Regions from separate parts of the Homo sapiens genome. Here region 2 is linked to region 1. Evidence: chromatin loops called from intact Hi-C (ENCODE). Cell type or tissue: endothelial cell of umbilical vein. All regions are shown on one strand. Region 1 overlaps LOC105375310 (a long non-coding RNA gene). Region 2 overlaps NPAS2 (neuronal PAS domain protein 2).

What was found. A loop is a pair of places that touch in the nucleus more often than their neighbours do. Peaks named below come from ENCODE experiments on the same cell type or tissue, not always from the same donor. Only the 100,000 strongest peaks of a DNase experiment are listed, where the experiment ranks them.
Region 2: a loop joins it to region 1, with 5 times the contacts of the local background. A loop is called at or near these places in 9 of 110 quality-filtered maps.

The regions. Positions count from the first base shown.
Region 1 is chr2:100,728,462-100,732,461 of GRCh38, forward strand. It overlaps LOC105375310 (a long non-coding RNA gene), which reads right to left. Exons shown (of 3, transcript XR_001739612.2): 1 at 2,983-4,000. Among named protein-coding and RNA genes, the nearest start is that of LINC01868, 50 kb to the left of the region's middle. RefSeq lists a silencer at 1,886-2,180. In endothelial cell of umbilical vein, a CTCF peak has its summit at 1,999 (motif pointing right); a DNase peak (open chromatin) is centred at 2,000.
Region 2 is chr2:100,877,507-100,881,506 of GRCh38, forward strand. The region is part of intron 1 of NPAS2 (neuronal PAS domain protein 2); the gene reads left to right. Among named protein-coding and RNA genes, the nearest start is that of NPAS2, 59 kb to the left of the region's middle. In endothelial cell of umbilical vein, no CTCF peak of the experiment used is centred here; DNase peaks (open chromatin) are centred at 335, 1,985 and 3,355; H3K27ac peaks cover 3,669 bases.

The DNA.
Region 1 (4,000 bases):
CCAGAAAAGAGGAGGGAATATATCCCGCCTAATTTTATGAGCCCATTTTTACCCTGATATCAAAACCAGACAAAGACAGTATAAAAATTAAATCTACAAACTAATATCTCTCATCAATTTATTTACTTATTTATTATTTATTTATTTGACAAGGCCTCGCTCTGTCACCCAGCCTGGAATGTAGTGGCATGATCACAGCTCACTGCAGCCTCCACCTCCCAGGCTCAGGTGATCCTCCCACCTTAGCCTCCCAAGTAGCTGGGACTGTAGGCATGCACCACCCCTGGCTAATTTTTGTCTTTTTGGTAGAGATGAGGTTTTGTCATGTTGCCCAGGCTGTTTCTCATGAATCTAAATGTCAAAATATTCAACAAAATATTAACAAATGGAATCCAGCAATATATAAAAGAACTTATACACCACAACCAAGTAAGATTTATTCTAGTTACGCAAGATTGCTTCATCATTCAAAAAATCATTCAAAGTTATCCACTGTGTCAATAAGCTAAGGAGAAATATCATATGATAATGTAAATTGACACAGAAAAAATATTTGACAAACTACAACACTACCTCATGATAAAAATTATCTGCAAGTTAGGAATAGAGGGAATCACTTCAACCTGATAAAGAGCATCAACAAAAACCTGCATCTAATATCATACTTAATGGGGAAAAACTGAATACTTTGCCCCTAAGGTCAGGAACAAAGCCAGGGAAGGATGTCCACTATCACCACAGTATACGTCATAACACTAGAACTTCTAGACTCTGCAATAACGCATGAAAAATAAATAAAATACATACAGATTGGAAGGAAGACATAAAACTTTCCCTATTTGCAGTTTACACAATTGTCTATATAGAAAACCCAAGAAGTCTACCAAAAGCTCCTTTAAGGAATCAGTGAGTGTATTAGTCCACTAGCGCTACATAACACAATACTGCAGACTGAGGGGCTTAAACCGAAGAAATTTATTTTCTCACACTTCTATAAGCTAGAAGTCCAAGAGCAAGGTGCTAGCAAGTTGATTTCTGGTGAGTCCTCTCTCCTTTGCTTGCAGATCACTGCCTTCTTGCTTACATGATGTTTTCTCTACACTTGCATTCCTGGTATCTTCTCCTCTTCTTATAAGGACACTAGTCCTATTGGATTGGAGACCCACCATTATGACCTCATTTAACCTTAATTACATCCTTAAAACCCCTATCTCCAAATACAGTTAACTGGCTTCAATATGTAAATTTTTGGGGAAAACATAATACTGAGTTTAAACACATTCTAGAATATAAGGTCAATACAAAAAATCATGTATATTTATAAAGATAGTAATAAACAATCAGAAACAAACAAAAAATGATAAGAGCTCCCCCCCAAAAAGAGATACGTATAAATAATTTTAACAAAACATACATAGAATCTATGTGCTGAAAACACTAAAATGCTGATGAAATAACTCAAAGAAGACCTCAATATATGGAGAAACATACTATGTTCATGGATTGGCAGACTCAACAAGAAAAAGGACAATTTTACCCAAATCAATCTATGCTTTTGATGTAATGTCAATCAAAACTCTAGCAGAATTTTTTGCAGATATTTGACAAGCTGATTTTGAAATTCATATAAAAGGCAATGAAACTAGCATAGCCAAAAGAAAATTGGCTTTGGAAGAATCCCACTATCTAATTTTAAGACTTATAAGAATCAAGACAGTGTGGTATTGGCAGAGGGAGAGACACATAGATCAACAGAACAGAATAGAAAGTACAGAAATAGACACAAATCAATCTTGTTTGTCAAATGTGCAAAGGAAATTCAATGAAGAAATGATAGTGTTTTCAACAAATTGTGTTGGCATTTATACACACAAAAACATGAACCTCAACCCTGCAGCTAGTTGTAACCATGTAACTAGGTTTTGGGCAGTGGGATATAAGTAATTACTTAAAGATGAAGCTGTTGAGATTCTCCTAATCCTCCAGCCCCTCTCCTGGAGGTGGTGCTGGCGAGCTACTTTCAACCACGAAGTTGAGAACAACTGGAGCAGGAGCCTTAACCCAAAGAACAGCCACATGTTGAAGGCAGACATGCTGGGCCAGTTGGAAACCTTGATGACCTTATGAAGCAGAGCTCACCTTTCTGCCCTGGACTGTTTACCTGAGGCAAAAATAATCTTTGAACTCACGTAGGCTAATGCACTTGGGGATCTTTGTTATAATGAATATACATATGCATTGCAGAAAAATATAAAGGGTAAAATAAAAGTCATTCAGGGTCTCACTACCCAAGAGAGACATACTTTGATCTCACCTTGGCCCTTTCAATATGCTGCTAGGGTAAACTTCCGAAAAAAAAAAAAAGTTGGCTGGGCACGGTGGCTCACGCCTGTAATCCCAGCACTTTGGGAGGCCGAGGCGGGTGGATCACCTGAGGTTGGGAGTTCGAGACCAGCCAGACCAACATGGAGAAACCCCATCTCTACTAAAAATACAAAAATTAGCCAGGCGCGGTGGTGCATGCCTGTAATCCCAGCTACTTGGAAGGCTGAGACAGGAGAATCGCTTGAACCTGGGAGGCGGAGGTTGCAGTGAGCCGAGATTGCGCCATTGCACTCCAACCTGGGCAACAAGAGTGAAACTCTGTCTCAAAAAAAAAAAAAAAAAAAGTTAATAAGCTTGTCTAGCATTGCAGTAGATATCCTGAAGAACCTTGGATTTGGGGAGTAAGGTATAGGAATCTATTTCCTTTTCAGCCCTTAGATTGCAATAACTCTCCCTGGAGATTGTGCCACTAACATGACTACTCAGTGCCAGAGTCAACCAGATTGTGACTGGCTGACAGACAAGCAGCCAGTCCTTGCTAAATACATGTCCCTGCACCATACCCAGCAAGAGGAATGAGTATAATATAATAGTTAGGATCGTGGTCTTTGCAGTTGAAAAGTCATGGGTTCAAGTCCTAGCTTTGCTTCTTCCTACCTGTGTAACCTTGGGCAGGTGTGTAAACTTGTCTGAATTTCAATTTCCGCTTCTCTAAAATGAGAACAGATAGTAGCACCTCCCTCTTAAGCTTGTTGTGAGAATTAAACATGATGATACATGTGAAGTGATATAGAGCCTGGCACATAATACATACTCCATAAATGGGTGCTATTGCATCATCCATTCATGCATCATGTGTAAATTAAGTGTCTACTATATGCCTGGCACCTTTCTAGGCAATGGCAACATAGCAGTGAGTGACACAATAAAGATCTTTGCTCTCATGAATCTTACTTTCTACTTGAGGAGAAGGACTATAAACGCAATGTTTAAATAACAGTAGATCTGATGCAATTAAGACGGATAGAGAGTGACTTATTGTTAGTCATAACAATAGCTTTGTCCTGTGTGAGGATGGTTGGATTCAGTTGCCTCCCTCAGTCCTGCCAGGATTCATGTAGACAGCTGGGCAGGGCTGGTGTGGGCAGGGAGGACATGAGTGGACACTACACAGAATTCGTACAGTCAACAACTTTGTGAGCCATGGCAGGTGTCCCACTGTGAAACATGGCTGAAACCTTCACCTGCCAGACCCCTGGGATCACAGGGCAAGAGGAGGAGCCTAGGTTTCCAAGGACACAGGCATGAGGCAGAAGTCTGGAGTACACTAACAAGGTTTCAGATTTGCTGGGCCCTCCCATAAGAGCCCAACTGGCCCCATTTGGGGACCAGTAGCAAACAGAGTTAATTTTTCTTAACTAGTGGATGACAGGGTGTTTCGATTCAGAACGAATTTCTCAATCCATACATCAAGAACTCAACAGCAGTTCTCAACCCTGCTTTTCTTCAGAATCACTTTTAAATCTATGAAAACGACATCACCCAAACCGTCATATCCCAGAAAGTCTGATTAGTGCAGCTCAGGGATGGAAACTGGGCATTCTTGCAATGCAATGTTCCAAGGTGATTTAATGTGCGCTCAATGTTTGGAACCACTGATTTCACCCTTAAACCA
Region 2 (4,000 bases), 150 kb after region 1:
TCTAAAGATTGTTTTTCTTTACAGTTGGAGCCATGCAAGCATTGGCCAAGCAGCCTTCAGCCTCCCCTCCCCTCAGGTGGGCTCACAGCCCCAAGGGTTTTCACGGGGGACCTTGTCACTTGAGAGTATCCTGTGAGTGTCATAGCACCCATTTTACACAGCACCATGTGCATTTTCTGATATGTTTTTGCACCCTGTGATTACTGTTCCAACCTTCATTGGTCAATTGAATATGGCGTGACTCATCACCGAAGCAGCTTGGCTTGGCATCCCTCTTAGGGAACCCCATCATTTGGCTCAAGTGCAGCCGTGTCTTCAGCCGGTGCATCCTTTTTATTTCATTTCACATACTGCCTTGTAAGAATGCCAAGGACCTTCTCTTGTACAATACCAGGGACCAAGTAAAATGAAATTATCAAACAGTAAACATGGCTGAAACACTACATAAAAAGTGCTGGAAACTTATAGTCTGGGGCCTGCAGAATTTATCAGTTACGTGTGGTATAGCTAATACCAGAGTGCTGTTCTTTGTAGGCCCCGTGGACCTGCCGTGATTGCAAAAAGTGGTGACGAGTCAGCATTCCCCTATGTCCACGGAAGGTTGTTTGGCAGCAGCTGAGACAAGCAGCCTGTGACAGAAGACAGCCTCCAGGGACCAGGTCAGTGCGTGTGGCCGTGCAAGGAGCAGTGGCCCTGGCTCCAGATGCTAGGGAAAGCTGGGCAGAAGGCAAAAAAATATAGAGGACTGTCCGAGGAGCTCGGGAGGGAGCCAGGAGTGAGGCAAGCAGCATTCCCTGACATTTCTGCCTAAGCAAGGGCTCTGCAGGCCAGGAGGAGACTGTCACCCACAACGGAATGTCCTTCTTTGGAAGCAGCTGAGGACCTGGAAAACCAGCAGTTCCTCTTTCCAGCGTTGGACAAGGACATGAGAAAGACCCACAGCAACAAGCTGGAGAATAGCTCCCTCTGTGACATTGAAGCAAGAAGAAAAGGCATGGAGAGATTTGGCTACTTTGTTTGTTCTTCTAAAGGAACACCTGGTTTTAACCGTCAACTGAAATGGCCGTGTGTGGTACATTAAGTTCAGTAAGAATATACACTTTCAGCTATCTGCTAACAGAATCAAGGTAACTTTGCGGTTTTGTTTCAAAAAAAGTTTTCTAATTTTGGTGGCATTGATTTTGTAGATTCTCACTGATACCCAACTATAAGGGAGAGATGTTTACTTGTTTGAAATTCATCTGAGTCCAAATAATATAACCTGGGTTTTAAACGTTCACCGCTAATTTTTTTAAAGACACTGTAAATTATTTAAAAGAAAATGCCTTCTGGCCAGGCACGGTGGTTCATGCCTGTAATCCCAGCACTTTGGGAGGCTGAGGCGGGTGGATCACTTGAGGTCAGGAGTTCAAGACCAGCCTCGCCAACATGGTGAAACCCCCATCTCTACTAAAAATACAAAAATTAGCCAGGCATGGTGGCATACAATGTAATCTCAGCTACTTGGTAGGCTGAGGCAGGAGAATCACTTGAACCTGGGAGGTTGCAGTGAGCGGAGATCGCACCACTGTGTTCCAGCCTGGGCGACAGAGCGAGACTCTGTCTCAAAAAAAAAGAAAAAAAAAAAAAGCCTTCTAAATATTTTCATGAAGGTGCAATAGATCTCCAGGGCACATGTTGCTAAACATGAATCATTTGCTTCATTGATAATTATATTTTAAGATAAATGTTATTGTATTTAGGGTTTACAACGTATTACGGGATATGTATAGACAGGAAACGGGTTACTATAGTGAAGCAAGTTAACATATCCATCATGTTACAGTTACTTTTTTGTGTGACAAGAGGAGCTAAAAATATACTTATTTAACAACAGTTCCTAATGCACTACAATGTTATTAACTACAATCCTCATGTTACTCTAGCCTTGCTGACCCCCCCTCACCTGCTACTTTGTATCCTTTGAACTCTACTTCCTCCTTTTCTCTCTCCCTTCCTTCCATCCGTCCCAAACCCCTGGTAACCACTATTTTCTTCTCTTATCTCTGTTTTTTTAATTCCGCATGTAAGTGAGATCATGCAGTATTTTTCTTTCTGTGTCTGACTTACTTTGCTTAGCATAATGTCCTCCAGGCCCGACCATGTTGTGGGAAATGGCAGGACCTCCTGATTCCCTTTTTAGAGACAGTGCTCACTGTGGCCAGGCCTTTCTTAATATCGTGCTTCACACTGGATATGGTGCTGTGTTCTTTGCAAAAGGATTTCACTTTTTTAGGTTAAAAAACAACCATCAACAAGGGACAAGATGTGTCCTAGCAGCCACTCAAGGAGAGAGGCTCCGAATCAGTGGTCAGGAGAGTCAGCTCTGGGGTTGGCCACTGGTGGCCTGCACGGCTGAGGGCTGGTCCCTCCACACAGGGACACCGGGCCCACTTCTGAAAACCACATTTCAGGGTGTCTTTGACAGTCAAGAAGTGGGGAGCAACTGAAGATATTTGGCCTGAAATGGGGGACCTCTGGGGGGGACAAGATCACTCTGCTCCAATATCTGAAGGCCAACTGCATCCCTCGGATGGCTTTAATTTAAAAGAATTCTTTTGAAATAGAAAATAACAAGTGTTGGTGAGCATATGGAGAGATTGGAACACTCATACATGGCTGGTAGGAATGTAAACTGGTGCAGCCGCTGTGGAAAACAGTTTGGTGGCTCCTCAAACCGTTAAAACATAGAATTACCATATGACCCAGCAGTTCCACTCCTTGGTCTATACCCAAGAGAAATGAAAACATATGTCCCTGCAGAAACTTATGTTAACTTATGAACAATGTTCACAGCAGCGTTATTCATAATAGCCAAAATATGGAAGCGACCCAAGCACCCATCAGTGGATGAATGAAGAAAATGTGGTACCATATGTATATATATAGGAATATTATTCAGTCTTAAAGAGGAAGCAAATTCTGAAATATGCCCGAATGTGGAGGGACCTCGAAAGCATTATGCTAAATGAAAGACGCCATGGCAAAAGGTTGTATAGTCCCTCTCTGTGAATATCCAGAAAAAGAAAATCCCTTGAGACAGGGAATTGGGGGAGGTGGGAGTGAGAGCATAGCTCAGTGGGTACAGGCTGTTTCTCTGAGGAAATAAGAAGGTTTTGAATCCAGAGAAAGGTGGTAGTTGCACAACATTATGAATGCAGTGAACACCACTGAATTGTACATTTTTAAATGGTTAATTCTATGTTATGTGAATTTTACCTCAATTTAAACAATAATCTGAGGGCTGTCATTCTGTGTGACCCCTGGACATATGGCAAGAGGAAATGAGTAGAAGCTCCAGGAGCACAGCAGGGAGGAGGGAGAGCAGTATTTTTGCTCAGCAGGAAAAACTGACTCATAAATACAACTAGTAGGAAATTGAAGAGGCCGCCCAAGAAAGCAGCAAGTGCAGGGGACTGTAGAGTGCCTGTCGGGTGCTGCACTCAACCCCGAGAGCAGCAGTTCTCACCCCGAGGACACGTGGGATTCACTTGGTGGCACAAGAAAGCCACACTTGGGCCCCACCCCAGGGATGCTGACGCTGTTGGCCTAAGGTGTGGACTGGGCATCCGGACAAAGGCCCCTGGTGTCTTAGCTTTAGGTGGAAACAGATGACCTTTTGTGTCCCTCCCATCCTACCTCGGCCCCAACAGGGATTTCTGTTTTAATGACTGTGGTGCCTGCGAGCCTAGGATCATCACTGTTCAGTGTGAGTGGTGTACCCACAGCATCCGCCTCACCTGGAAGCTGGCTGGGAATGCAGCGTCTCCCCTCCCCACCCCCGCCCAGTCAGAATCCATACTTTAGCAAGATCCCAGGGGACCTGTGTGCCCATCTGAGTTTCAGAAGTGCTGCTGGGCCGGGGCATGGGGGCTCACCCCTGTGCTCCCAGCACTTTGGGAGGCCAAGGCAGGCAGATCACTTGAGGCCAGGAGTTTGAGACCAGGCTGGCCAACGTGGC